Linked DNA regions of Homo sapiens: regions 1, 3 and 4 are each linked to region 2. A link is a loop called in an ENCODE intact Hi-C map of the cell type or tissue named here. Cell type or tissue: dorsolateral prefrontal cortex. All regions are shown on one strand. Each heading gives the region's core, and the rest is flanking DNA. Links, peaks and the distances in the headings are about the cores only.

The links. A loop is a pair of places that touch in the nucleus more often than their neighbours do. Peaks named below come from ENCODE experiments on the same cell type or tissue, not always from the same donor. Only the 100,000 strongest peaks of a DNase experiment are listed, where the experiment ranks them.
Region 1: it touches region 2 in a loop (4-fold over the local background); 3 of 110 quality-filtered maps call a loop at or near these places.
Region 3: it touches region 2 in a loop (2.7-fold over the local background); 2 of 110 quality-filtered maps call a loop at or near these places.
Region 4: it touches region 2 in a loop (2.2-fold over the local background); 2 of 110 quality-filtered maps call a loop at or near these places.

Annotation. Positions count from the first base shown.
Region 1 is chr16:51,438,213-51,444,097 of GRCh38, forward strand. All of the region lies in intron 2 of LOC102723323 (a long non-coding RNA gene), which reads right to left. Among named protein-coding and RNA genes, the nearest start is that of HNRNPA1L3, 200 kb to the right of the region's middle. In dorsolateral prefrontal cortex, for the core only: a CTCF peak has its summit at 3,008; a DNase peak (open chromatin) is centred at 2,532; H3K4me3 peaks cover 1,471 bases; H3K27ac peaks cover 2,500 bases; H3K27me3 peaks cover 859 bases.
Region 2 is chr16:51,357,264-51,363,148 of GRCh38, forward strand. It overlaps LOC105371256 (a long non-coding RNA gene), which reads left to right and starts at 4,729. Exons shown (of 4, transcript XR_933559.3): 1 at 4,729-4,770; 2 at 5,321-5,548. RefSeq lists enhancers at 1,523-2,324, 3,441-3,610, 4,066-4,235. In dorsolateral prefrontal cortex, for the core only: no CTCF peak of the experiment used is centred there; DNase peaks (open chromatin) are centred at 1,988 and 2,508; H3K27ac peaks cover 1,424 bases.
Region 3 is chr16:51,265,368-51,271,252 of GRCh38, forward strand. No RefSeq gene overlaps it. Among named protein-coding and RNA genes, the nearest start is that of SALL1, 120 kb to the left of the region's middle. In dorsolateral prefrontal cortex, for the core only: no CTCF peak of the experiment used is centred there; a DNase peak (open chromatin) is centred at 3,074; H3K4me3 peaks cover 1,336 bases; H3K27ac peaks cover 2,195 bases.
Region 4 is chr16:51,241,803-51,247,687 of GRCh38, forward strand. No RefSeq gene overlaps it. Among named protein-coding and RNA genes, the nearest start is that of SALL1, 93 kb to the left of the region's middle. In dorsolateral prefrontal cortex, for the core only: no CTCF peak of the experiment used is centred there; no DNase peak of the experiment used is centred there; H3K27ac peaks cover 436 bases.

The DNA of each region.
Region 1 (5,885 bases), core at 1,357-3,856, 81 kb after region 2:
TTAAGCAATGCATGATTGTAATTGTACAACAGATACTAGTATTGTGAGTTAACAGCCCCCGCATGTATAAATACAGAGGGACATGGTTAAAACAATTCTGTTCAGTTAGCACAATTTGCTGAACTAGACTTTAAAACAAAATCTAATTTTAAACAGTACTCCAGTTTTCAGGATATAGCCTATTTGTTCTATGTAGCTTAAGAGGCTTACAATGTGTTTGCATCTGAAACAGGTGAAATTACTATGGGAAATTTCCTTATGGCTGTTACATAACCAGGGTCCTACTGTCAAAAGGCTGCATGGATGGCCTCTGAGTAGCAGAGCTGAAATAAAACATTTTATAATTAGTGCATGATTCTAACAAAGGTAGACGTTAAGAATATGCTTGCGTGTTAAGGGGAAAATGATTTTTTTTTCTAGTTTATTTTGTAATTCCTAGGTTCACTCTAAGCTTTAGGTCTAAGCGAATGAAGGACAAATTCTTAAAACATAACATTTGCCTGTATTATTGCTGATTTTATCACCAGACTATAAGCTTTTCTTCTGAGAGATTTTGATTTATACACCCACCTGAATGGCATGTAATATGATTACTACCACATCACATACAATTTTCTTGCAATTTCATATTAGGGTGGTGACAAGAAAATCAAACCTACAAACAAATGGAAAACGCTTTGCCTTCTGAGAAGTTTCAGGCAGGAGCAGAGGAGAGATTTAGTGGGAAAACGAACCTAGCAAAACACATTTTAAAATAGAATGATAGGCAAGTTTATCAATTCAATTTACTTTGAGTCTAATTTTTTTGTGTTGGCAAAAATCCTGCCCAAGGCAATGTAAGAAAGAAGAGAGGGGGAGAGAGAGAGTAAGAGAGAGGGAAAGAAAGAGAAGGGAGGAAGGAAAGGCGGAAGAGAGAAAAAGAAAAAAGAGGGAGGAAGGAAGGAAGAAAGGAAGGAAAGAAGGAAGAGAGGATGGAAGGAAGGGAGGGAGGGAAGTCCAAATGGGAAATATCAGATTGAATGTAATAAAGCTGTCAATATTTGACAGATTTTGACCTACAAAAAGACATCTTCATATGTTTCAGCCTAACAGTACTTAGTGACTTCCAAGCAGTTGGATTTAGGACATTTGCACGGACCCATCTGTGTTAACTGGCTCGGAGTCCAAGCCATGTGCAGACCGGTCTTTCCCTAATTGCATAAAGATTTTTGTATTGAGCACCTTTGAAAATAGCTCTGGCTTCCCAAGGGGCATCTTTTCTTGGTGCCTGTGACCTCTAAAGAGAAACACAAATCACAGGCAGAGAAGTAGCTGTTTAAACATCCTTTGATTTCCCCTCGTCATTTAGTAAATGCATTTAAATTAAGCTGCAGATGTTTTGCTGTCAACACAACGCTGTATTATGGTGTGTTATTTTCCTGATAGAAACATTTTATATACTGTAAATAAACACAGTTTTGTTAATTAGTTAATGAATTATTTTTTAATGCTCCATTACGCTTTAGGGAAAAAATAGCTCAAGCTATTGAAAGTTCTCATTTTTAATAAACAGACCTTGTGGTAAATATAGAATGCCTAATATCTGGCGAAATGGTAGCACTTGCAGGAATAACTATGGCACCAGCTCTCAGTTTTAAGTTATTATGTGCTGCTTAGAGTATTTTAGGCTTGGATTAAGGTTTGTTAGAAATGCCCAGGATTTACCATAAAATCTTGAAGGGAGGGAGACACTAGGGGTGTGCTTATTTATTTTATATTTTATTTTTCTTGCAACAGGGAGGTGTTTTAAACAAATGGCAGACAAACTGAGAAATCTGCACTTCAAGTCCAACTCATCCTGAGAAATGCCAGAATTTTAGCAACAAAACAAACCCGCAAGTCTTCTTCGTTCTTGAGAGTCATGCCGTTTTCCTCCAAACAAGGACGAAAGGCTCTTTGCTTGTGGAGTGTCTCAGTCTAGCAGTAGATTGGAAAAATGTCCAAGCAGGGGACTCGAGTTCTCTCCCGGATGAGTTCATTTCAATAGTCACTGTGTTTCATCGGATGCAGCTGGTTACATTTTTAATAGGCAGATGGCTAATTTTACAGTTCCAAGCCAATCTCTCATTGGACAACATCCAGAAAGCCCGTGGTAGGGTGATGCCCAGCAGAAAGTTCAACAGGACACTTGGGGGGAACATATGCTAATGTCAGCCCTTTTACTTAAATGTCTTTAAAAAGAATATTCAGTGCTAAGCTGAGGGATTTTCACAGACTCAAGCCTAACACCAGATGGGTGGCCAGCTATGAAGTCCTTAGGGCCTGAGCAAATGCTCTTAATCTGGCTTGGATGGTCGGAGAATCAAATAGCACCAAACCAGTAATCTCTGAGTGATTTTTAAAAATGACAAAGGTGTATGCACTTGCAGAAATGACCAGGCTAACTAGAGAAGCGAGTTTCTCTTAATAGAAGTCCATGGCGTTACTAAAGCCCTGTGGTCCTATGATTACCTCGGCATCCCGACCTCCGTTTTGGGTGCCCCTCCCCATCTGACCTTTATGGAGTTACAGGAATGAATGTCCGTTTACCTCCCCCCAGGTGACAGCCCCTCGCCTCCAGGGTCAGAGAGGGCGGAATGTCTGTTGCAGTTAAGCATCCTTATTTTTAAACTGTTTGGAAATCTCTCTCTCCAAGGAGATGGCTATTTAGACATCTTAATTAAAAGGGAATTTGGAAATATCTCCCGTTTTGCAGCGCATGTAATCAAGCATTTCTTTTTCTCTGCAGAAGGACTTTGGTTGCCTCTTCACAAAAGGCTTTGAAATGTCCTAAAACAATCCCCCGCAGCTCGGGGTGGGGGTAGGGACGAGAGAGAGAGAGAGAGAGAGAGAGAGAGAGAGAGAGAGAGAGAGAGAGAGAAAACCAAAGCAAAAAACAACAAACATTTTCTGGGAGGTGATAAAAGTCTTGGATGCAAAGTATCCTTATTTTATCCCATGTGATGAATTGCCATAGGGTGGCTGGAAAACTCTTTAAGAACCCCAAGGGCAAATGCCGTTGTTTAAATGAGGCAAATGTTGTTTACCTCTAAGCAAAATAAAAGCTAAGGATCAGAAGAAAGAGGGGATCAAAAGATCTTTCTCCAAACAGATTTATAAAAGAGAGTGATTTTTAAATGATTTCAACTCCTACTTTATAAAAATATTTTATGAGGCACTTTTCTGAAAATAACATGCTTCTGAAGAGTTTTCCTCCCCAAATCGCTTCCTGAAAATGGTGGCATTACTTTCATGCAGTACAATTGCCTACACAAGACCTTATTTAAAACAATGCAAAAGAAATTTGACAAAGCTAGTAACTCTGCACAAGGAAACTGGGCATTTTTTTTTTTTTTTTTTTTTTTTTGCCGGGAAAATAACCTTCAAACCTCAAACTAAATCTGTAACTGCTTCTATCAAATTTTTCTTTCAAGAACCTGGAAAGCGGTTCATTTTGTTTTATCGAGCAGATTGTGAAAAGAGTTTTCTTGCAGAGTTTTTGTTTTATAATCAAAATAATTCGAGGGAAGTGACACGACTTTTCTTTTGAGATTTTTTTTTTTTTCTGGACAAAATCTAATAGAGGGAGAGAGAGAAAAAAATCTAACCAAAGCCAAGACTTGCAGACAAAAGTTACACACAATCAGAAAACCCTCAAAGATAGGTATAAATTATTCTGTCACTAAATTAAAGTATTGGTAGAAGAAAAGTCTTAAAAATGTAAAATGAGTACTAGCCAAATACCTTCACAGTTAATGGAATTATGGAAACTTCTCTCTGGTGTGAATACCCCCAAACACATTTTAGATTTATTTTTAAAGTGTAGTTTAAAGAAACTTTATACCATTTAAAAAAAAAAATAACTTTGAAAGGAAAAGAGCCAAAAGAAAAGCAGAAATTAGGGCAGTTTTTAAACTACAAGCCAACTGTTTGCTCTACTTTGCTTTATTTATTAGTTCTCAAGGTATTTAAAACTTGAGCATTAAAACTGCAGAATAATTTGCAAATGAATGCAGTTGCAGTTGTGAAAATATAACTCACAGCTGAATGTGGGTTATTCAGACAAATGGCTGCTTTGTTCGAGGAGGGGAAGTAAAGTTCTGTGTTAATTTATTACAAACTGCAGCATTTCATCCCTGATGTCCAGGCAACAATGTTTTTTATTTCAAGTAATTTATAAGCACTTCCCAGAGCACTTAGCGGTGATGTCCTTGGCTGTTTTGCTCCCAGAGACGGAGTGTATATGTATTTACTGTGGGAATTTGTTTTTAATAAAACTGTTGTAAGGCATTTTTATTCCTTTGCTTTGTTACATTAAAAACATTCACTGCATAAGTAATGTATTTTATTCCAAGTTGAAAGGCAACAGATCACAGCCGGCAACTGTATTGGGGGGTAGAGAATAATGACGAGAAAAGTAATGTTTAAAGTGAACCAGACCCTTTTCTGAGTTGCTCTAGGTGTCTCTTTGCCTCTGCATTTAAGGGAAGCAGCAATTAGATGACCAAGGGCCCAGGAAAAGTATCTAGGAGGTCCCAGGATGCAGGCAATCGGAGAATGGAGAATCAAATAGAGAAGGGCAGACTAAGGTGCAGCGAATGTGTGTTTGTGTGCTCCCGTGCATGTGTGCATAAACATGCACACGTGTGTGTGATCAATGTTACCAATTCTGATAAGTTTTCATGATTCCCCTGTATCTCCCAGAGTCAGTTCACGACCCTAGATAATCCAAAATTGGCCTTTATTTCAATGTTTAAGGAAAACAGATGCCTTTGTAAGTACACATAGACAATTTTAAAAATCAGATTCTGTGTGGTAGGAAGAAATTGTGGCAAGTTTTCAACTTCAAAGAGAGAATTGTGGAGTGATCTAAAAGTTTCAAGGGTCCTGTCCCAAGGGTAGCTGTTCTGCTGATGCCAAGAGTCTTTCTGGGGATCCCAGCATTTCAGTGGCCTTTAACCATTTTTCTTTATCAAGGGGGATGAGTTGGTTAAAGTCATAGCTCATTTGTCAACCTATTTTATTGATCTATCGTCTATCTATCTATCTATCTAATCTCTCAAGCAGCTTTATCATCCTTAAAACTTAGGGAGAAGATAATTTGTGCTGGTCCTAACAGCTGATGCTATAGGAAGTTGATAGATAATTTCCATATGGATGTGTTTGCAAAAACAGAAATGTACTATCTTTTACCAGCAAAATGTACCAGCAAAAACAGAAATGTACTATCTTTAACACGCATCACACAGTGCTTTACACGTGAACACAGTTGATGCAATCTTGTGCTCCAATGGCAAAGATTGTAACAGGCCTTGCAGCCTACTGAAGTATTAGGAGTTATATAAAATAGAGCCTCATAATTATCTAGACACATTTGAGAAGTTCCTTATAATTTGAAAATTGCTTTGACTTTTAAAAAGAAATTTGATGAGCAATTACTCTATAATAATAGATTTTTAAACTTATTATTAAAAAAAATAACGAGAGAACTGTTTGAACACATTACCTTTAAGAGAATGTAGCTTTTTGTTGTTGTTCCTCTGGCCACTAACTTTTCCAGAAGTGAGAAGTAAATTAAAATACAGATTGCTGTGTTAATTAACCATAAAAATAATATTTATTATTTGTAAAAGGGCCATGAAAATAAGCACTGGCCTGTGAGCCAGGGAATCGAAAGAAATTAGGAAGCAGATCTAATAAGAATCAGACCTTTGTGTTTAACAGAGTATTTCTCTTCTCATCCAGTAACAATCCCTAATGGAGAAGAATTGATAAATACTTTCTCCTGTTTCTTTATTTAAAAATCAACTTTTTTTTTTTTTTTAAGACCAGCTCTATGAAGCTTTCCTGACTGTATTCATCTTTTC
Region 2 (5,885 bases), core at 1,540-4,039:
ACATGGAATGGATTCCAAACCTCAGCCCATCCCTGGTCGTGTGCAGGGAAATGGACACTGACCATATAGGAGACAGCTGACCCTGTGACTGAAAAATCAACCTCCCTGTTTTTGTAGAGTTGCGTGTGGTGTAGATGGCAAAGTGAGGAATTGCCAATGTTTCCTGCAAAGGAAGGTGTATCTGCAGGCCTGATTGTGCCTCTTGCTGGCTTTCATTCAAGGATACTTCAAATTTTGTTAGGACATACTATTCTTACAATAAAATATTTGTCTTCGTCTCAATTAAGAGCACCCTGAAATGTATACCATTATACATAAATAGCTTATGGAGTGACTTATAGTTTACCCCGTTTGGCTTAAAACCAGCAGGGATCTATCAAGATCACAAATCCTACCCTAACTTTGAAGCCTGTCCTGGTACCCACACCCCGCTACTTACAGACAATGTGATAGTTGACACCGTACTTAACTTCCACCATCCTACCTGCCTGTCTCTATTACTCATAGCCAGCAGGAAACCTTTGCTCATGGTCTGACCTCTCCAACTATCAGACCCCGTCTCTCCTCTCAGACCTTCTGACCTTCAGACCTGTTGACTCATGCCACTTCCCTCTACTCAGAGGGGCAAATAGTTTTATTTTATAAAGTAGCTTTAAATGATTGGTAATGTCTACCAGGAATACTGTGTTGAGAAGGATTATGAAGCTTAGACTGGACTAGGGGGTGATGGAGAAGAGCAGCTTGATTGATTGGTGATGATTGATTAGTGAGGATTGATTAGTGATGGCTGATTAAGGATGATTGATTAGTGATGGCTGCCATAGTCATAGAGGAGAAAAGCAAGCAACTGTGCTGAGCCTACAGAAGTCACAATGTCTGAGCCTGCTGGGCTGCCCACATTTCCCCTTTCTCCCTCCAAATGCTACCATCCTCCCAAATCCATAGGGGAAAAGGCCACCCTTAAGAATTTGCACCTAGAATACTGAAATGATTAATGATGTGTTCACAAATTGTTTGCATAAGGAATACTTTCTTCTTGTCATCCTGAGAAAACATGATATTGGTCTTCTAACAAAACTTGGAAAGTTAACTTGAGAGAAACCTTTTAGTTGCTCTACAACAGCCTCCTCATCAAGTAAATGTATTTCAGCATCAGGGATTAAAAAAAAAAAGTCTACTTTTGCAGGTCATCTTTTGGGATTCGTTAGGATTTGTTAGGTCACCTTTTGGAATTTGAGCATTTGTTAGAAAACAAATTCTCACCGCGAATCCTTGTGTCCTGCCCCCCCTATATACTTTAAGATATAAAAGAAGCATCAGAAATGGCCCTTCTTATAAAGAACCTGCTAAGATGTGAAAGGGCCAAGAAAGAGGATGAAGGAGAATGGTGAAAATGGCCATAGGGTGAATATTTCTGACAATAGCACTGTGAATAATAATAATTGTAACAGCACTAGCACACAGTTTGAAGGCTGTCTATGTTGCAAGTATTGCCCTTTATAGACATTTAATCCTATGGCAATCATATGAAATAGATAGTCTTACTGTAATGGTATCTTTCTTTACAGATGAGGAAATAGAGGCACCAGGAAGTCAAGATAAGGGCAGGGTTAAGACCAAGATGATTGTCCACATTGCTGGAACTTTTTTTGCATTTGGCTCCTGGGAAAATAGACTCCAAAAATTTACTTGGGTCTTTATTTAGCAAGAAATAGTATTGGTATTAAGATAGAATATTTAGATTTCCAAGAAAAAAACCAGAGTCAGAATAATCTTTTCCCTTGTAAATAAAAGAGAGAGAGAGAGAGAGAAGGAGTGAAGGGGTAACATTCCTCGGTGTGAAAAGCATAAAAGTGTCCCAGCGCTGGGCTGGCCTCCTGCTGCTGGGATGTCCCCCACCCCTGCGTTCTCCTTTCGGCCCAGCAGCCCAGCTGACATGTGATGGAGGCTCACAAAGGGAAGAATTCCACAGGCTGGGCTCTGAGCTTGTCCATAATTTGTTACATTGTTCCCCCACTTTGCTGCACGTATGAGATATGCAAGACCCCCGACAGCTCTGAGACCACTGCGGTGGCTGGGCACAATGGGGGGGCTCTGAAGCTGAATTGTGGCCATAACCTGGAGTTCCTTTGCCTTTGTGACTGCCAATAGGATGCTTTAAGTCATTGGGGTGGGCCTTTGTGAGTGCGATTACAAACCAGGAGAGGAAGGGTGAGGAAGCAGGGCTATCTGTGCACGCACGTGCAACAGTTACTAAGCTCGTGTTTCTGGGGCAGGCGGAATAGGAGCTGGGTGTTTATAACATGGTCATTCTCCTTTACAGAATCCTCTGTGAGCCGAGCTGCTAACCACTATGACAGGACTTTGTTTGGGGAGCGTGTTAAGTTAGCTTGGCTGTTTCCACCTGCTGCTCAGACCCACTGGTGACATCATGCTCGCAGGCTCACTGGCAGGCTGGAGGATTCTAGTTTCATGTCCAAAGAACAAGCAAAAATGGAGCCGATCCATGTGGGAATGGTGCCCACATCTGAGGCCTCAGTCACATGTGTCCTGAGAGCTCTGGTCAGTGTTCCCGCAGTCCATGTCCCAGATGGCCCTCTTTTGAGACTGACCCATGCCCCGGAGCCAGAGCTCTGGTTCCCTGGCAACCGTCCCTCCCTGCCTCTCCTCACCTCCCACCCTGTCCTTCTGTAGACACCTGCAGCTGGGCTGCAGCAGGCATGTAGCCATTTGGAGACTCAGTTTCCTTATCTTTAAAATGGGGGGAGCCTACAGCTCCCTAAAATTTAGGAGGAGAGGGCTAGGCCCAATCATTTCACACACTTGCTTTGTATCTCTCTGCTGCTTCCCTGTCCATTTAAAAAATTATAAAGCAGGTATTACATATTGTATACATGCAGTACCTCTGTAGGTGCTGAAGCATAATAAAAGGAAAAAAAATCATGCACTTGCCACTCAAATTAAGAAATAGAACATCGCCAATATGGTAGTGTTTTCTGTATGTTTCTCTTCTATCTCATTCCACTCTCATAAAATATGGGTCAGGTTCAGTGGCTCATGCCTGTAATCCCAGCACTTTGGGAGGCCAAGGCAGGTGAATCACTTGAGTCCAGGAGTTCAAGACCAGCCTGGCCAACATGGTGAAACCCTGTCTCTACTAAAAATACAAAAATCAGCCAGGTGTGGTGGCACACGCCTGTAGTCCCAGTTACTTGGGGGGCTGAGGCAGGAGAATCACTTAAACTAAGGAGGTGGAGGTGAGCTGAGTGCAGTGAACTGAGATTACACAACTGCACTCCAGCTTGGGCAACAGAGTGAGACTCTATCTCAAAAAAAATAATCAAAATATGTACATCCCTTCAGACACACACACACACACACACACTTAAAAATAAATAGAGATCATTTTAAATGTTGGGAAAGTTCAGGCCCATATGAAAGTAGAGAAAATATTTGATGGGTTCCCAAGTGTTCATCACCCAGCTTCAGCAGCTGGTAACTCCTGGCCACGTTTGTTTCATGCCTACTCTCCTACTTTCTTCCCCTTCATATTATTGTGAGACCAATCTCTTATGTCACTTCATTTCTTCTAATTTTGAAAAATAAATATTTTCTTTCTTTTTCTTTTTTTTTGAGACAGTCTCCCTCTGTTGTCTAGGCTGGAGTGCAGCAGCGTGAACATGGCTCACTACAGCATCGAACTCTCTGGCTCAAGTGATCCTCCCACCTCAGCCCCCTGAGTAGCTGGGACCATAGTTGCATGCCACCATGCCTAGCTATTTTATTTTTTATTTTTTTTGTGGCCTTCGTTGCCCAGGTGGGTCTTGAACTCCTGGGCTCCAGAGATCCTCTTGTCTCAGTCTCCCAAAGTGCTGGGATTACAGGTGTGAGACACTGTGCTCAGACTTGCTTTTCTTTATAGTTTTACTGCATGTGTATATATTTCAAAATTTATATATTTTTAGTTTTCCTTCTCTGTGTATTTTATAAAAGCAGGATTATTTCGTGTGTTTTCTTCTGCAATTTTTTAAAATTCAATTTTATGTCTGGAGTTCATCCTCCTTGGCATGTGTACCTGTAGCTTATTCACTCCTGCTACAGAGTAATATTTCATTTTATGAGCATTCATCATTTATTTAACCATCTGTGTATAGGCATTTAGATGAGTTCCCGTTTAAGCAATTTTAAACAAAGCTGTTGCAAATATTGATAGACATGTCCTGTGGATCATACATGCAACAATTTCTCTAAGTAGAGACCAAGAGATAAATTTTTAGGTCTTATCATATGACCCTTTCTAACTTTATACAATGATGCTAAATTGTGTTACTGAAGTAGTTATTTTAACATATAGTCCCATGCTGATATTTGAGTTCCTGCTGCTTTACATCCTCACCAAAACTTGACATTGCCAGATTTTATTAACATTTTGCCAATCTAGTGGTACAAAAATGAGTGATTTTCATGATGCTGATCATTTATCTTTCCCTTTTTCCCACTAGGGTTGAGCACTCATGGTAAACTTCTCTAGTTTTCAATCACATTTCCTTCTTGGTGAAGTTTCTATTTGTGTCACTTTGTCTTTTGCCAATTTTCTATTGAATTATTTTTATTTTATTTAATTAATTAATTTATTTATTTATTTTGAGACAGAGTCTCATACTGTTGCCAGGCTGGAGTGCAGTGGCATGATCTCGGCTCACTGCAACCTCCGCCTCCCGGGTTCAAGTGATTCTCCTGCCTCAGCCTCCTGAGTAGCTGGGATTACAGGTGAGTGCCACCACGCCCAGCTAATTTTTGTATTTTTAGTAGAGATGAGGTTTCACCATGTTGGCCACGATGGTTTCAATCTCTTGACCTCCTGATCTGCCCACCTCGGGCCTCCCAAAGTGCTGGGATTACAGGCGTAAGCCACCACTCCTGGCTGAATTATTTTTTAATATCTTAATTTTCAAGAGATCTGTAAGTATTCAAATAATTAAACTTTTATTGACTGATTATTGATTGATTGTCTGGAAATTATATTCTCCCAGTTTGTGGATTTTTTTTAACTCTTTTTTTTCTGATGAATGGGATTTCTTAATTTTAATGTAGTCAAGTTTGTTAATCTTTTACTCTGTAGTTATTTACTATTACCATTATTATTACTGGTCTTGCATAAGAAAATTGTTCCCACCCAGTAGTCATAAAGACATTTTTATGCATTTTCTCCAAAAAGCATTAATATTTTGCCTTTTATATTTAGCATGGTTAATCTGCCTGGGGATTTTGACATATAGTATGAGGCAGGGACCTAATTTTAATTTTTTTTTTCATGTAGGTAATGAATTTCCCCAGTCCAACTTATTGAATAATCATTGTCCTGAAGTAGTTAATGGATTTGAGTTACAGCTCGGCAAATTCCACAAAGAAAATAAAACAGCACAAGGTCCCCACAGAGCGACGGGAGGCAGGAAAGGGGAAGTCCATGCCACCAGAGGAATAGTTTCATTGAACGCTTGATCTTTGAGCCGAACTCAGAAGGAGCCACCCCTGTAAAGGTCTATAGGTAAAGATTTGCATGCACAGAAAACAGTGTGTGCAGAGACATGAGATGAGAATGAGCTTTGCAAATCTGAGGAACAGAAAGATTTGGAGGGAAGAATGTTGTGAGTGAAGAGAGCCTGGTGTAAGTTGAGTCAACGCTCAGAGATGGCATTTTACATAGAATATCATAGGCAATGAAAAAAATTGGGATTTTACACTAAGCATAGTGAAAAACATTTGGGAATTTTAATCAGGAGAATTGTGTGACTTAATTTATGTTTTTAAAAGATCACACGGGCTGGAAGGTGAAGAATGTACCATAAGGGCCAAAAGTGAAGAAAAAGTCCAAGCCAGAGAGG
Region 3 (5,885 bases), core at 1,572-4,071, 92 kb before region 2:
TGGGTAGAGTGAAGCCACCAACAGGAATCTCCTGATGCGTTAGTTTCCTAAAGCTGCGGTAACAAATTTCTACACACTTAGTTTCTTAAAATAATGAAAATTTATTCTCTTATAGTTCTGGAGGCCAGAGGCCTCGAGTCAGTTTTACTAGACCAAAATTAAGGTATTAGCAGGGCCATAGTCCCTCCAGAGGCTCTAGGGAGAATCTAGTGGCTTCTGGCAAGCCTTGGCTTGTGGCTGCATCACTCTAAGCTCTGTCTTCTTCTTTTGTCTGTGTCAAATCTCCCTCCACCTTTCTCTTATAAGGACAGTTGTGATTGCATTTAAGGCTCACCCAAATAACCGAGCATAAACTCCCTAATGCAGTAAAATCTATGAATACCCTTTTTTCCAAATAAGGTAATATTTACAGGTTACAGGATCAGTACCAGATACTTCTGGGAATCATTATCCAGGTTGTAATGCCTGGTTCTATGCCCAAATTGTCTCCCCTCATCCACGAGCTCCATGAGTAGCCAGAATCTGTAACAGGGAACATTCTCTGTCCCTCAGCTTCCTTCTGGGCCAACCAGAGCATAACTGGGCTGAGGCCTGGGTAAGCATTTCTCCCCAACATGACATAATATTTGTCTGAAGGTAATTCTGCCTCTAAATTATTTGCAAATGCTCCTCACATTCCCCCCCAACTTTTTAGGATTCAGAGCCAATTTGTAATAAGCAAGAGCAGTTTGACCCAGATTAAAAGATACAATTAGTCTGTCTGCTTGGTAAACCTAAAAAAGTACCACTTACAACAAGTTATTGTGTTTTTGACAAAGGGAGATGTCCTGGCAGAACAATAAAGCCCCCACCACTGATAAGAGCCTTGTAATTTACTCAAAACACTCAAGTGGGAAGAGAGAGCAGCCCCTTGGAACCTGGGATCGCAGCCTGTCCTGCTCTTGTGGGAAGTGGCCCCCAGGAGAGGAGGTGGATTCCATTACTGCCCAGAAGAGAAGAGATAGCCAAGTGAGGGCTGGGGAGCCCACTCCTCCACCTTTCCCTTGGAGCTGCTAAAGGTTGCTTTCCTGGAAATGGGAGCTCTGTGGGACCAAGTATGTGAGGCCACCCTGGATTATAGACGAAAGTCCCACTGACTCAGGTGGCCAGCTGTCCTGAGCAGCCGAGGATGGGGCCATCTTGGATCATGAGGGCCAGCTAGTCAGTTGTCAGGTCATGTCTGTCCCACTGGGGACACGGGTAAACTCTAGGGGCTGGGAACTGATGGGACTCTCTCCTTCTTGGCCTCATCTTCCTTTCATTGGCCCTGACATGGGCCTCAGCCCTAGAGGTGCGGAGCCCCAGGAGCCACGCACAGCAGCTGTGTATTGGGTCCTCACTCTGGGCCAGCGTTGATGGGAGTTCCTTATGTGGATCACCCTGTGTAAGTCTTACAACCAGCGTGGGACAGGAACTCTTGTTATACTCATTTTATAGATTAAGAAACGGGACTGTTATGGGTTGAACCATGTCCCCCTCAAATTTATATGTTGACTTTCTAGCCCCCAGTATCTCAGAATGTGACCTTATCTGGAGGCAGGGTCTTTACAGAGATAATGAAGTTAAGTGGGGTCATTATGGTGGGCTGTAATCCAATAAGACTGGAGTCCGGATGAAGAGGGGAAATGTGGAAGCAGACACAAACCTGGGGAGAACACCATGTGATGATGAAGGCAGGAGTCAGGGTGATGCTTCTCCAAGACAAGGAACGCCAAAGATGGCCAGCCAGCCCTGAAGCTGGAGCAGGGGCTGGGAGATCCTCCCTCTCAGCCCTCAGAAGGAACCAACATTGTCAACACCAGTCTTGGACTTCTTGCCTCTGGAACTGTGAGGCAAAAAACTTCTGTTTTTTAAGCCACTCAAAGTTTGCAGTCTTTTGTTCTGGAATCTCTGGGAAACTAGTGCATGGGGCTAAGAAGGTAACTTCCTGGAGCAGACACGGACACCTGGCTGACCTATGGTTGTTCCCAATACTTTTTTCACTGTTGTCTTCCACTATGAAGACTGGAGAAGCAAAATATCTGTTTTCCCTGTTTCTTTTGATCTGGCCAATGAGATCTAAGCCTGTTGGAAGTTTCTGGGAAAGGTTTTGCTCTCCTGATAAAAAGAGACAGACAAGACATGTCCCACTGCCTTTGTCCCACCCTAAACCCCTCTTCGGTGCTCATCTGCTGACAGATGCAATGCCTAGCACTACAGAGACCAGCTTGCAAAATGAAAAGGTCCAAAGAGTTTCAGAGTTGGTGGGCCTTTGGTGGTTGAGCCACTAAAGCTGAACTTCTTGTTTGTATGAAAAATAAACCCTGATTTGTTTTTGTCACTGCAGTCCTATTTTAATGCAACGTACTGCCCAGTGCATTCCCAGTTGCTCTAACATCCCAGGCTAGCCAGCTTGTGAGTGACAGGGCTCTGGTTAGACTTAGTTCCTTCTCGCTTCAGTGCCTACTGCACAGTGCTGACTGTGGACAGAGCCTGTAGTTTGTTCTCACACTGTTAGTAGTTCATCCTCACACTGTATTAGTTCTCACACTGTATTAGTTCATTCTTATACTGCTATAAAGAAATACCTGAGACTGGGTAATTTATAAACAAAGGAGCTTTAATGGACTTACAGTTCCGCATGGCTGGGGAGGCCTCAGGAAACTCATAATCATGGCAGAAGGGGAAGCAGTCACCTTCTTCACAAGGCAGCAAGAGAGAGAAGAGTGAGTAAAGGAGGAGCTTTCCATACACTTATAAAACCATCAGATCTCGTGAGAACTCACTCACTATCATGAGAACAGCTTGGGGGAAACTGCCTCCATGATCCAATCACCTCCCTCCGTCTACACATGGGGGATTACAATTCCAGATGAGATTTAGGTGGGGACACAAAGCCAAACCATATCAAAGCCAGGCCACACTTCCTAGAGCCAAGTGGCTTCTTCATCTCTGTCACTCTGAGGCACTCAGGGAAGAGGCAAGGGCTGTAGCAGCTGCCCAACCCTGTAAACACAGAAGAGGAGACAGAAACCACGAGAACAGAGTGTACGGGCAGAGCATTGTCGAGGGAGCTGCAAGATGCCTCACAGAGCCCCATTCATTCTCATCCAGCTTGGCTGTCAGGCTCAGGAGTGAGTGGCGTTGATTTTTAGCTCTTTGGGGGCTGTGCTGGGAGGGGAGCAGAGCTTTCTGGTGGAGAGACATTCCAGGGCAGGGCAGCCCAGAGGGAGTGTCTGTGCAGTAGGGGCTGGACTCAGTCTGGGCTTTACTTTTTCCTTGCCTCTGCCTCCTCAACTCCCATTACCACTTCTGCTTCTATGTCTTCTATATTCCTCCACAGTGCCAAGCACAGAGTCTTCCATACAGCAGTAAGTACTCAATAAATGATTGCATTAAACTTATAAAAATGGGGAGCCTGCCTGACTCACGATGACTCTGACTCTGTTCTTCCTAGAACAGATACTGTTCTTTTTGGACCAAATTTTGGCTGGGCTATTCAACTGGATTTTACCCAGAGACCACAATGATTGATTGGTTCGAGAAAAGACATGTGACTTCAACTGAGCCAATAGGAAGTCTTCCCTGGGATTTAAAAAATTTGAGCTGAGAAGGATGCATGTTCTTCTCTGATCATGAGGCTCTAAGAATATAAGGCCACAGCTACTAATGTTCATGCCCTCTGGAGTATAAAGAAAGACCATAGGCAGTATGATGTGCTCCACTCTCACTCACCTGCAAGCCATTCCCCAAACACAACTGGACTAGAATGATAACAGTGATTGTAATACTCATTGTTATTTACCCAGCATTTAGGGTCTGTCTGTGCTCAAGATGCTCTCATTCTGGAGCTTAAAGCTGAGCTCTCCCTTCTCTGAGCTCTCAGGACGCCAGATTTGCCCTTCTTTTATGGCAATTACCACATCCTGTGGTGAATTGTTCATTCGCAATCATTTACTGGTACTTACCACATGGAAGCTACTGTACTTAGCACTGGAGAGGAATATGGAAATCTACAACATGGTTTCATGTTAGATTAGGGCAAGGGCATGGATGACTGCTGTTAGTCAGACAAGCTTATGCTGAAACAGTCTGAAACAAACAACCTGAAATTATTAGGTGGTTTTTGCACCCATTGGGAAGGGCTGAGGACTGCTTCCCAGGGCCTGTATTCCAGGACCCTCGCTAAAGAAGCAGCAGTATGTGGCAATAGGAAAAGAGAGCATGGCACACTGAGGCTTGAATCTTCTGCCTGGAAATGACGAGTCACTCATGCTCACATTTCATTGGCTAAAACAAGTCACCTGGCCATGCCTGAGCTCAATAGGTGAGGTAAGGACCATTCTTCCAAAGGAGAGATACCAAAGCTTTCTGAGCACAATACTGTCTACTACACTTTCTTCTCTTGGCAGCTGGGCAACATCTTATCACTGTAACCTTCCCAGTGGCCACCCTTGCACTTTGCACCTAATGAGTACTATGTTAGTTTGTTCTTGCATACTATAAAGGAACACCGGACGCTGGGCAATTTATAAAGAAAAGTGGTTTATTTGGGCTCACAGTTCTGCAGTCTGTACAGGAAGCATAGTGCTGGCATCTGCTTCTGGTGAGACCTCAGAAAGCTTCCAATCATGGTGAAAGGCAAAGGGAGAGCCAGAGTATCACAGGGTGAGAGGAGGAGCCAGACAGAGAGGGGGAGGTGCCACATTCTTTTAAACAACCAGATCTTGTGTGAACTCAGAGCCAGAACTCACTCATTATCTGAGGAAAGCACCCAAATTCATGAGGGATTTGTCCCTGTGACCCAAACACTTAGCATGAGACCCACCTCCAACACTGGAGATTACATTGAACGTGAGATCTGGAGGGGACAAAACACCCAAACCACATCAAACACTGAAGGATTACGTGCCCTCTTTCCTTTGTACCACTTATTGCAATTGTAATAAACACTCAGGCCACTGTATGTTTAATGTCTGTCTCACCCACTGGACTATAAATGGCCTCAGGGAAGGTTAATGTCTGTCTGCTGTTAAAGTAATTTAACTATATTTAAACAAAGTACTGCTTAATTGTTGTAACCCAGCACTTAGTATCTGATGCATACTAATACCAATGAATGATTGTTCACAAATATGTGAATGAATAGAGAAAGAACCCATGAAGGCATTGACACCTGCTTCATTCATTTGCTATTCCAGCTGTGGCATATGCCAGGTCCTGTTTCAGGTGCAGAGATGGAGAAGTGATTTGCACCCCATTGTCCCATCCTCCTGGAGCTGGTGGCTTGCTCAGGATCAAATCCAGCCTGCACCTCATGTAACCAAATGAAATTGTCAATAATGAGCTGCCTTTGGCCAATAAAAATGGCAATTTCATATGCTTCATCCCAATCCGAAACAGATGACAGCTCTGTTTGAAGCTGGGAGCCCACCTATTATTCAGTGTTTCCCTATCTTCACAGCATCCTCCTAGCCCCCAGTGCACATTCATGGAATTCTAGAATATAAAAATCTCTGGACAAAATATCCTTCAAGTCCTAAAATTCTACATCCCTGAATCAAGCTGTCATGCAGGACTCTCAGGCACTATAATATATGGACTAGAACATCTGAGGGCAAGTCCCCTTCCCGCAAAGCTGACCTTGGCACCTGATGCATCTGGGAGCCCCAAAAGGGGGTCCCAGGCCCCAGGGCCTGCACATGCTGCCGCACGCAGTGTCTTCTACGGGGCCTGTGCCGGTGGCATTGATCCCTCTGCTAACTAGATGAGAAATTGCAGCAGGCTTTCCTTGCATGGCTTTTCCATGCATCTTTGTCAATGATGGTTTACATTCTGGGATTGAACTAATTTGTTTCCGTTTGCTC
Region 4 (5,885 bases), core at 2,215-4,714, 110 kb before region 2:
GAATGGCATGAACCCAGGAGGCAGAGCTTGCAGTGAGCCGAGATCACACCACTGCACTCCAGCCTGGGGCAACAGCAAGACTCTGTCTCAAAAAAAAAATGTTATAGAACAACATAACTACCTCTTCCATAATCTTATTGAGAGGGCACGTGGAGGCTTTTACTACTATAGGAAACTTCACCTTGTTGATTTAGGAAATAGAAGCAGCTGAGGTGAGTTGGAAATACACTTGCTGTGGGTCTTGAGAAAATTTTAAAATCTTCCCTATGACTTTAAATTATCTATTTGCTTGTGATCATTTGTTTAATGTCTTTCTCCTGCCAAAACTATAACTCCATGTAGGATAGTACTGTGTCTTCATCACCCTTTGTCTCCAGCTTCCAGTAAAGTGCCTGGCACATGGTAGGTTCAGTTGTTGAATGAATGACTGGGTGGATGTATGGAGGAAGGGATCTGGGTTACAGTCCTGGATCTGCTACTGATTTGCTATGTGCCTTTGGCCAAGTCCATTCTCTTTCTAGGCCTCAGTTTCCCCACAGGCTCAATGCTGGGTGAAATCACTCCTGGAATTCCACATTTATGTTTTAGGTCGTTATGATTCCTAGGACAGCAGCCACATCTCAGGCTTCAAAGGAGGTTAGGTAAGACAGCTGAAGACCATGCTGTTGGAAACCTGAGACTGACAGTTCCAGGATTCATGGCAATTAATTTGAAATTCTCAGATCTGGTTCTTTTCCCAACCCCTGAGACTTAGTAGGATAGGCGGAGGCCAGGATGTTTCCTATTTGTTAGCCACTGCATTTATGTGAAGTGCTGCCTTCTCCTGCTTCCCTCCCTTTCCCTTTAGGGTGTGTGTGGGTATCTGGGTGCACATTCTGGGAGTGGTTCTCTGTGGCATGTGGTACATGCCCCTTTCCTTGTTTTCCTCCTGATCATGTTAGCTGTCCTCCTCAAACCCTGGCACAGCCTGCTCTTGGCAAGGCAACACTGTCAGTCATTTACACCTCCCTGGAGACTGACATTTCTCCTCTCCCTTCCAGAGATATTTATAATTAGCATGTCCCATGATGAAGCACAAGGGTTGGCTGGTTCTAACCTTATAGGTGGTTCCTGACTTACCAGTCGTGTGATGTTGGGCAAGTTATGTAGCCCCTTTATGGTTTAATTTCCTAATCTGCAAAATGGATATAATGCTAGTAATCACCCCATTAGGTTGTCGAGAGGTTAAATGAGTTAGTACAGTAAAACACTAGGACAGATGGTGGTGCACACAGCACACACATCACAGCCATTAGCCACTGTCCTCATCCTGTAAGTACCTGGTGATGCCTGACTTGAGGTCTGGGCTCTGTGATGGAATACTGCTCAGCAACAAAGAGGACTGAACTGTAGATACAGACAAGGGCTTGGATGGATCTCAAAGGCACTATGCTGAGAGAAAGAATCCAGTCTCAAAAGGTGACAAACTGTATAAACCTATTTATATGACACTCCCAAAAAACAGAGTTATTGGGGTGGAGAACAGATTAGTGGGGATTAGAGGTTAGGGACCAAGGGAAGGTTTGACTTTTTTTTTGAGAGTGGACAGGGTCTCTCTGTCACCCAGGTTGGAGTGCAGTGGTGTGATCATCATTCACTGAAGCCTCAAAGTCCTGAGCTCAAGCCATCCTCCCACCTCAGCCTCTTGAGTAGTTGGAATTACAGGTGTGCACCACCGTGGCTGGCTAAATTTTTTATTTTTGTAGACATGGGGGTCTTGCTTTGTTGCCCATACTGGTCTCAAACTCCTGGGCTCAAGCAATCCACCCACCTCAGCCTCCCAAAATGTTGGGATTACAGGCATGAACTACCACGCCTGGCTGGGGGTTTACTTTTTAATGGGAGATTTGGAGGTGATGGAATTGTTCTGTATCCTGATTGTGATGGTGGTTACATGATTCTATGTATGTGTTAAAATTCATAAAGCTGTGATCCCCCAAAAGTTAATTTTTTGTATGAATATTAAAAAAATTATAACTGGGTAAATGTTCTTGGCCTTTATTCAGCAGAACATTGTTACCTCCTTTCTCCTGGCAAGATAAAAAAAGAACACATCCTTAGATGTGTCAGAAAACAGAAAGCTCTCAACGTAAAGTGCCTCCCAGTAGAGAAACAAACCTCCACGTTTGAAACCTGCTCCAAACCACTCCCGGGCTCTGTAAAAAGGCCCAGGCAAATGAGAACTCCAGATCAGAACCTGGGTGTGGGGGAGCTATGTAGAACTCCGGCAAGCTATTTAAAGAGATTTAAACGCGCCGTTTCCTAGTTATTCTGAGGTGCAGCTATAATTGCTGTTCTTTCCAAATAAATCCTTCAGATTAAATGGATATCGAGTGTGTAAGTTCAATGATTGCTCACGGCACGCGAACCTTGTCAAAGTTCAGAGTGAGTCAGTCTAGATTAACAGGAGGAAGTTGGCAAACATTGTTTTAGTCTTAACACTATCATTTGGTGCTGGTGTTGAATGTTTACATTTTGGGGAGAGAAAACTCAGGCCAGATAAGGCAGCCTGGGGCCACACTTGGGAGTCAGGAATCTTGGCTTGGCAACAAGGTTTTGTAATTTAGGGGGAGTCCCTGCTCTCCTCTGAACCTCAATTTTGCCACCTGCTTTTTGGGAGTAGTGTGGTTGAACTCGATCTTTTCCAAGGATATTTTCTATCTGGTTTATGACTGAGAAGGTCTCCCTTCTTTCTACTTTTGGGGACATAGTTGCCCTTCTTCTTCTGCTAGCACCTGCCAGTGTGTGGCCTCTGTTTTAGGGACACCCCACCACGTCACCAAGACAATGCTAACTAGGTCTGTTTTGAATTTGACGAGCCTTCACCCATCTGCCTACCCAAAAGCACTTCTCTGAGCAAACTTGTGTACAAATGTCAACAGGCACCACAGAGCATCCGAGAAACATGCCCAGAGGTGCCGTTAGGAGGTTGGAATTATGAGGTGAGCAGTAAGAAGCCAAAAAATAAGGGAGCCACTTGAGCAGAGAGTATAAACATAAATATCCCCAAGCAGGCCCCAGCACTGGGTTTTTTATGTTGATGTTCTAATGTGTTATCCACTAAGGGCTTATTTACGCCGTTTTGGTATTCCCTGCAATTCATTTATCTGCATAAGGAAGAGGCGCTAACAGGACAGTTCCTCATGAACAACATCCCTATGTGATCCTTCATGCCCAGATCTATAATTCATGAGCTGATGGCCTGGTGGCAGTTTCCATAAAGGCCACGCCGGGCACCCAGTCGTTAACGTCCTCACTGTCATGCATGGAATCGAAATAAGCCCACTCTCCTTCTATTCATCACGACGTCCCCGACGTGTGGGCAATGATATTATCCAAATATTATTAAAACTTTGAACCCTGTCCCCATAAATTATGACCGAATGGCTCCATGGCCATTAGGAGAGGGGAATGTATGGGCTTCAGTTGCTGCCGAGTAATTATGTGCTTAAAAGGAAGCGTGGCTGAGCATCTCCCTAGTAAAAAAGAGAGAAGCTAGGATCATTTGTTACTGCTGCAGCGCTCGAAGCTGGACCGTTCAGGCAGGTCAAGTCAACCTTACAGAAGGACAATTATCTGCCTAGAGAGACCAAACATCTGTTATTAAGTATGTACAGGCATCAAGGCAACACGCTAGAAACCTTGTCCACTTCAAACACTTGGCGTATTCCACACAACACCCCCTTCGCGTTTTGTTACTGCAGCAGTCAGCTTTGAAATATGCCCTATCTTCCCTCCCCCGGCCCCTGGCTTTCATGTACCCTGCAGCTGCTAACGATGGTGTTGTAACTTTAGAAGAACCTTGCTATCTTTCTCTGGCTCTTTAAGTAATAATAATAATTTTTTGTAACTTTTTTTTCCTCCCAAACTTTCTTTTGCATTTATTAGCTATTCAAGGGGTTTTGCTGTGGCAGAGATAATATAGCATTTGGAAGCGCAAGGGAAGCCTGTGTTCACATGAGCAGCCGAATGGCTCTTTGATGCATGTATCGGCAGCAATTTGTAGGCTGGTATGCTGCATGGCAGAGAGACTGCTCTGTGTTGGGATTATAAAATGGGAAATAGAGTTTTTTCAGGCTATTGTTGTTCTCTAGACTGTGTGTATGTTAGAATGCTAGAAGAATGGGGAAAGGGACCCTAGAAATCAGGTAGGAGGAGGCAGGGGGCAGGTCAGAAAACAAGGCTACAGGCAAAGTGGGTTGAAACAGCAGGATGAGGACAATGGGGATGCCCAGGGAGATAACACTGCAATCACTCCGGCTGAGCACTTCCAGACAAGAATAAAGAAAGTGCAGTTTTCCACTCATAAAGACTCAAAGTATAATATCAGGTAAGGAGATTTGGGCCATGTTTATGGAGGAGGAAAGGCAAGACTCTCCTCTGCTAAGTGACGTAAAATAACAGGCCAGATTCCTTTCTTCTCGAGGAGAATGGAATCTCTAGCTCTTGTAGGGCCTTGCAATCTGAGCATCTTAAAGATATATGATGTCTGGATTTGCTTCAAAGTAATTCATGGTGGAGTGGGGATGGGCGGGGCTATAGATGAAATAAAATTGGCCCTGAGTTAATCATTGTTGAAGCTGAGGAACAGACACAGATTATTTTCAACACTTTTGATTATATCTGAAAATTTCCCATAATTAAAAATAAAATCCCAAGGAACAGAACTCTTTTCTGATGTGAATGATCAAGAGAGTCAGGAAAGAACCCATCTTCCCAGGACTGAAGTCTATAAACACAAACCAGGGAAAAGGAGCCGAGACTGGCTTGTTGGCATAGTACATGCTCAATGCTCTAATCCATCCCGTAAACATTTTTCCCAGAAAAACCTTCTTAAAACGCGATTTTTAGGTGTTTAAAATGCTGAGAAAGGCATCCCAAGTTTCCTTTGGAGAGCCAGCCCTTTTCCACCACAGGTTGCTAGATGGCGAGTGAGATTAATCTCCATCCCCATCTCCCCATTTCATTACAGGGGCAAACATGGGACCCAGGCCTGGCCCACTGGACCATCCCTTGGCCACGATGATTGGCTTAGGGGAGGTCATGTGATCCAACTTAAGCCAGTGAAACTCAGCTCTGGAGCTTCTGTTGAAACTATAGCTGAAAGACCAGCTTGTCAGTCCTGGTAGCCGTTTTTGCCATATTTGCTATCCTGAGAGGGGAATTTGCATGAGAATGAAGTTGTTCCAGAAGAAAGCATACATGAGAGATGGAGAAGTTGAGAAATCTGCCCCTGCATAATTCAGTTAAGTAAGTTATTTCTCCTTTTTCGCATGTTCAGGTAGAGCTGGATTTCTGTCACTTGCAATCAGAAGAGTCCTGACTGAGATAGTAGCAGAACAGTCTGAAGGTTACAAGGAGAAAACACTCAGCCCAGCTTGGGCAGAGGACTGTGAGCATCAGCCATGGGCTTGAGTGAAATGCTATGCCAGTGGCCGATAACCTGTTTCCTACACCCATGAGGAAATCACCGATGGACAAGGGTGTCTTTCCTGGTTAGCCCAGATGTGACCCCAAGTTCTTTTCCATTCAGTATTGCAGGCAGCCACTACGGATCAGTTGCATTTGGCACAAGGACAGACCTTGGGCACTGGAGAGAAGCCGGGGAGGGACCCTTTCTAGGGGGCCCCAGGGTGGCCAGTGCCACCACAGACCCAAGGACACTTCACAGATCTGGGTAGAAGAATTGAGGCCTCTAGGCTTAGGGGGCGCCTGACAAAGTCCTGGGGGCTGGGTGGGGAGGCCCTTAAACTGGGCTTCTTGAATCAAGGCAGAGGCTGAGTACTGCACCCGGGCTCTGAATACCATCTCAGCAGCTTCCCACCTGAGCTAACGGCTGTAGATGG